2 separate regions of the Homo sapiens genome follow, and region 2 is linked to region 1. A link is an interaction called in ENCODE POLR2A ChIA-PET data of the cell type or tissue named here. Cell type or tissue: PC-9. All regions are shown on one strand. Each heading gives the region's core, and the rest is flanking DNA. Links, peaks and the distances in the headings are about the cores only. Region 1 overlaps OTOP1 (otopetrin 1). Region 2 overlaps ZBTB49 (zinc finger and BTB domain containing 49).

Region 1 (2,914 bases), core at 162-2,661:
GCTGCTGGCCTGGGCCGTGCACGCCGCGGGCGTGAGCAAGAGCGACCTGCTGTGCTTCCTGACGGCGCTCATGCTGCTGCAGCTGCTGTGGATGCTGTGGTACGTGGGCCGCAGCTCCGCGCACCGCCGCCTCTTCCGCCTCAAGGACACGCACGCGGGTGCCGGCTGGCTGCGCGGTGAGTCCAGGCGCCGGGCGAGCGGGTCTCCGCCTCCTCGCCCGCTGGCTGCATCCTGAGGCTGCTCTGCGCCCTTCCTACCGCTGCCGTCTTCCCTTCAGCCTTTTCTGCCTTGGTCTCTCTGTGCATCTTTCCTAGCTTTCCTGTCTGCCCTTCCTTTCCTCTCTCTCTCTCTGAAGCTTGGGTCGCCGCAGGAGCCTCCTCTCCGCCTCCAGACGCTTCCATCATTACAGCCACAGTTACAGAAACCTCTCTTGTCCTTCCCTGACTTAAAGCCATGCAGTGGCCCTACTGACCCCATGATGGAGGCCACGCTCCCTCTCCTGACACTCAGAGCCTTCTAGCACTCGGCCCCCGAGGGCCCGTTTCCTTTGATCCCCTCCTTTGTTCTCATCCTGTGCTGGGGTCATTCTCGCGAACTTTCTCGCCCATCGCAGGACCTCTGCCTCTGCACATTCGGCACCTTCGGTTCTCTCCTCCAGGAATGTCTTTTCCACTTTCCCACCTGCCCCTCTGCTTTCCGAGACAGGGCTCAGGCCTCACCCCATTCTCCCCGCGAAGCTTCTCCGACCCCCTTCTCCTCCCGGCTTTGCAGGTCTGACCACATGCCCCCAGCCCGCACTGGGCTCCAGTGTTCTTGTCAACATGTCTGTACCCTCCACTCCACTGGGGAGCTCTGTGATCCCTGTCTCTCGGTCCTAGAGCCACCTCAGGGCCTGGCACGAAGTGGGTGTTGAGAAAATGAGGGGGTATGAATGAAATAATGAATGCGTGGATGCAGGGTGGGGCAAAGAGGGATAGAGGCTCCTGCTGGTACTCACAGGCATTGGCTGAAATTGTCAAGATAGGAGCTCTTTCTTCCTCAAGGGGCTGCCACATTTTTTTTTTTTTTTTTGAGACAATGTTGCTCTATCTCCCAGGCTGGAGTGCAGTGGCACAATCACAGCTCACTACAGCCTCTTCCTCCTGGGCTCAAGCAATCCTCCCACTTCAGCCTCCTGAATAGCTGGAACTATAGACACACATGGCCTTGCCCAGCTAAGTTTTGTTATATTTTGTACAGATAGGGCCTCGTTGTGTTGTCTCCTTTTCTCAAACTCCTGGCCTCCAGGGATCCTCCTGCCTTGGCCTCCCAAAATGCTGGGATCACAGGCATGAACCACTGTGCCTGGCTGGGGCTGCCAGTCTTGAATGGGAGACAGACATGGTGCAGGTGAAAGGGAGGAGGCCATGGGGAGCATGCTTGTGAAGAAAGCTTCTGTCTGAGTAACCTTCCCAGGAGAGGCCAAGTGCATTTCACACCACGTGGTCCAGGCACATCACACATTGCCACTTGGACTCTCATATTAGACCTGAATTTAAATCTCCATTAGAGTGGGGCTTCCGTGTTCCTTGCATGCATGACCTTGGGCAAGTTACCTGATTGCCTTCCTTACCCTGAACCCTGGTTTCAGCATCTGTAGAATGGGGATCTCAAACTGGATAAGATCCAGTGACTGATGAGGTGGCTGCCCAGCACACACTAGGCCTCCTTTCCACATTTCTTTCAAAGGTCCTGGCCAGATGCCACCTTCTTCACAAATGCCTGGCAGGAATTACTCCTCACTTCTATGGGCCACCATGGCCCCCTTTCTGTAAAGCTCTTTTGGTCCTTGTCCGTTTCTGCCTTGTATTATGACTGTTGGATATTAGCCTTACCATCCAGAAGAGATTTTAGACTTCTTAGGCTCAGGGACTGGATCTAGTTCATCTTGCTTTTGGGGAAATTTGACACCATTGCAGCGTGGCCCAAATTCCTGTTCTGAAAATGGTTGTTTTAGGGAAGTTAATGGTTTTGTGACTCTGTGAATGACAGTGAATCTGGTGCTATTTAAAACAAGGCACAAAGTGTTATTTTAGGATATTGACTTACACAGGCTAAAAAGTATTATACACATGAGCCTTTACCTGTGTTTTCCTATAGTCAAAGCCCCTTTTTTGTTCCTTCTTTCTCTCCTCCATCCTTTTTTCTCCCTTCTTCCTTCCCTCCTTCTCCTTTCCTTTCTTCCTCCTCCCTCCCTCCCTATTCCCTCGCCTTCCCTCCTCTCTGCCTTTCCTTCTTTATTTTTTTTTTTTGAGATGGAGTCTTGCCCTGTCGCCCAGGCTGGAGTGCAATGGTGCGATCTCGGCTCACTGCAACCTCCACCTCCCGGGTTCAAACGATTCTCCTGCCTCAGCCTCCCAAGTAGCTGGGATTATAGGCGCCTGCAACTATGCCCAGCTATTTTTTGTATCTTTAGTAGAGACGGGGTTTCATCATGTTGGCCAGACTGGTCTCAAACTCCTGACCTCGTGATCTGCCTGCCTCAGCCTCCCAAAGTGCTGGGATTACAGGTGTGAGCCACCATGCCTGGCCTCCCTTTCCTTATTTTTTTCCTCATTTTCTTTCTCTCTTCTCCTCCTTCATCTTTCCTTCCTCTCTTCCTTCCTCCATCCTTCTCTCCACTGTCCCTCTTCCCTCTCTCTCTCCTCTCTTTCTCTTCCTTCCTCTCTTCCTCTCTCCCCTGCTGTTTTTGTTTTTGTTTTTGTTTTTGAGATGGAATCTCACTCTGTTGCCAAGGCTGGAGTCATGGGTCACTGCGACCTCCACTTCCTGGGTTCAAGTGATTCTCCTGCCTCAGCCTCCTGAGTAGCTGGGACTACAGGTGCACATGCCACCACACCCAGCTAATTTTTGTATTTTTTAGTAGAGACAGTGT
Region 2 (2,914 bases), core at 271-2,770, 78 kb before region 1:
GCACTTTGGGAGGCCGAGGTGGGCAGATCACTTGAGGTTAGGAGTTCAAGATGAGCCTGACCAACATGGTGAAACCCTGTCTCTACTAAAAATACAAAAAAATTGGTGGCGCATGCCTGTAGTCCCAGCTACTCGGGAGGCTCAGGCAGGAGAATCAATTGAACCCAGGAGGCAGAGGTTGCAGTGAGCCGAGATTGTGCCACTGCACTCCAGTCTGGGCAACAGAGCGAAACTCTGTCTCAAAAAAAAAAAAAAAAAATTGCAGTAATCATTAGGCTGTAGGAGATTTAGGCAAACAGAATCATCTAAAGTTTTTTCAGGGCAAAACTAAGTCTGTGATATTGCCTTCACGTGGAATAATTTTGAACTACTAGTGATAATAACAGTACTTTATATTCAAATGCACTAAAATGTATAAAGGGCCTTCACAATTATCAAAGAAATCTCCCAATAATACAAGGTCGTAAAATGCAAACTGTGAATCCATAGTGATAACAGAAGGTCACATCAACAAACACAATTACACAAACACCGTAAAAGCAGCTGCTGTGGAAGCATCCTGTTGCATGTTACTTCTCATGCCTATAAGGTAATTGTTGTTCATCTGTAATGTGCTATTAAACTCATGTTTAATTATAGGAAGAAAAGTAATATATATGTATTGTATAACATAATGTGTGTGTGTGGAGATATATATATAGAGAGAGAGAGAGACACACACACAGAGAGAGAGAGAGAGAGAGAGAGAGAGAGAGAGAATACCTTAAAAAAATCTTTTGGGAAAGAGAAAGAGGCATGAATTAAGATAACAAAACTTTGAAAATTCAATGTTTAAATTGGAAGAATTTTCTTTTGAGAATATCAAATGGTTAAAGCTGATTCTTATTAAAAAGTTTACTTCCTGACTCCCAAATTAGAATTTTAAAAATTAGACACTCAAATTCCTTCCAAGAGAACTTGTAGAATCATTCAAAGTATATTAGGTTAGTCTAAATTAACCTATATGATGCTTTCAAAAAATAAGCTTAATCTAATTCTAAAAAGACAACTAAATATAGCTTATCCATTTTAGAATTAATTTGAAATTCTGGGTGCACCAAAATTACTATACTTTCTTTAGAGACAGATGGCTTGTCATATAAAAATGTAGTTGAAATAAAAATTAAAAGTATGCACCTTTTTAAAGTGACTTTATAAAACCATTTACAAAACTTTAAGTCAGATGCATCACCAAAAATATAAAACAAAAAGTAGTTAATCCCCCTTATTTTGTTTAAAATCATCAATGACATCAAACAACAGCAAAACTTCTTACAAAAACAAGAAGAGCCAGTGGTGTCTGAGCATCCGCATTACGTCCTTCCCTTCTGCCTGTGGGTACTGAATCAGTTACCTGTATGAGACCGTTTGTGAAGCTCCAAGTTGCTTGGGTGTTTAAAAGGTTTCCCGCATAATTCACACGCGTATTGTCTCTGGGACTGAAGTGTCTGGGACTGGTCTTCCAGGGCAGCCGGGTCTTCAGGCCTCTCCGTCTCACTAATGCAATTAAAATTCTCACAACTGACGACTTCTTCACTTTCTTTTTCTTCAGCACTTTGGCTGCTAGCTTTCTCTAGGGTATTTTTACTAGCAGATTCCAACCTCTTTGTCAAACCATCATCTGACTTGGGTTCAGATACTTGCTCTGCGTATTTCTGTGACTTCAGGAAATTGAGCTTCTTCAGATGAATGGCCTTTTTGAGCCTCATCTGCTTGACAGGTTGTTGGCATGTGGCGTCTGACTCAGGGTGTGGGGCAGAGTCATTCACAGGCTGGGCCAGGAAGTTGGAAGGTAAGTGCTCGGGAGACTCCAGGATGCATTCAGAATGACTGACGGCACAAGGCTGGCTCTCTACCGTGGTAAGGTCTGTAGAGGTGCTGAAAGCAAAAGGCTGCTCAACAACTCTCTCCTGACTGGGACCAGCTGCGTGTTTATGGTACTGCTTACTGTAAAAGTTTCTGAGTTTGTAATAGTAATTTGGCTGTTTGAAAGGCAGTTCTGTGCAGCTGCCATCTGAAGTATCAGGAGCTTGTTTTGAGATTTCACCTGCGGAGTGATGACGATTAACTGATGGTGAAGCATGCGGATGCGATTCATCCAACGTTTTGTTCTGCTGTGCATCTGCTGAACATTCCTGCAGTAAATGAGGGGGGTAGTTTTCACTGATAACACAAGTGGCATCTGGGGTCAGGGTGCTTTGTAGAGACAATGTACTATTACAAGGCATGCCAGGTGGCTGTACTACAGTGGCTGATTTTAAAAATGTGTGACACAGACTCAGAACATTTTGAACTTGCAAACACTGTGCTGTGTCCAGCATTACTTGTATATTGTCCTGGTTAAGATCTAGATGAGAAGTGTACATGAAGTCCAGGATCTGCCCTATGCCACTGACATTTTTAACATCCAAGTGAAAAACATCATTCTTCTGGCTTGAAGAATTCTGAAAGAGGCTCCTGGTAAAAGAAAGAATATCTGTTTACAGTGCCAAAAATTCACACCATCTTTTTCTTATAAATAACATTCATATATTAATATTAAAAAATACTATCCTTCTGTGAATGTCAAAACTTTTAACATAAGTACATTTTAATCCTTTAAAACAACCTGGCAAACCATCCAACTAAATAATTCAGATGAATTAAATTGGTGGATTGGGTATGCAGACTTCAAAATATATCTCAAAGTAAATTTTGAAATATACTCAAATTTACACAATAAAAAATTACATACATTTATATGACTGATAAACCACAAATCAAGAAGTTTCTAAGATAATTCCCAATATGATCTAAGAAATAAAAGATTGCTCTAAATATTTTTTCGAAAGGTAATTATCCATATATATTAAATACATACTAATAGAGTACACAA

What was found. ChIA-PET counts read pairs that join two places held together with the same protein. Peaks named below come from ENCODE experiments on the same cell type or tissue, not always from the same donor. Only the 100,000 strongest peaks of a DNase experiment are listed, where the experiment ranks them.
Region 2: POLR2A ChIA-PET joins it to region 1 with 14 read pairs; 2 of 35 experiments call an interaction of 5 or more read pairs at or near these places.

What each region holds. Positions count from the first base shown.
Region 1 is chr4:4,223,724-4,226,637 of GRCh38, reverse strand. It overlaps OTOP1 (otopetrin 1), which reads left to right. Exons shown (of 6, transcript NM_177998.3): 1 at 1-176. Among named protein-coding and RNA genes, the nearest start is that of OTOP1, 1.7 kb to the left of the region's middle. RefSeq lists an enhancer at 1-579. In PC-9, for the core only: no CTCF peak of the experiment used is centred there; no DNase peak of the experiment used is centred there; H3K27me3 peaks cover 344 bases.
Region 2 is chr4:4,301,571-4,304,484 of GRCh38, reverse strand. ZBTB49 (zinc finger and BTB domain containing 49) reads right to left here. Exons shown (of 8, transcript NM_145291.4): 3 at 1,394-2,496. Among named protein-coding and RNA genes, the nearest start is that of ZBTB49, 13 kb to the right of the region's middle. In PC-9, for the core only: no CTCF peak of the experiment used is centred there; no DNase peak of the experiment used is centred there.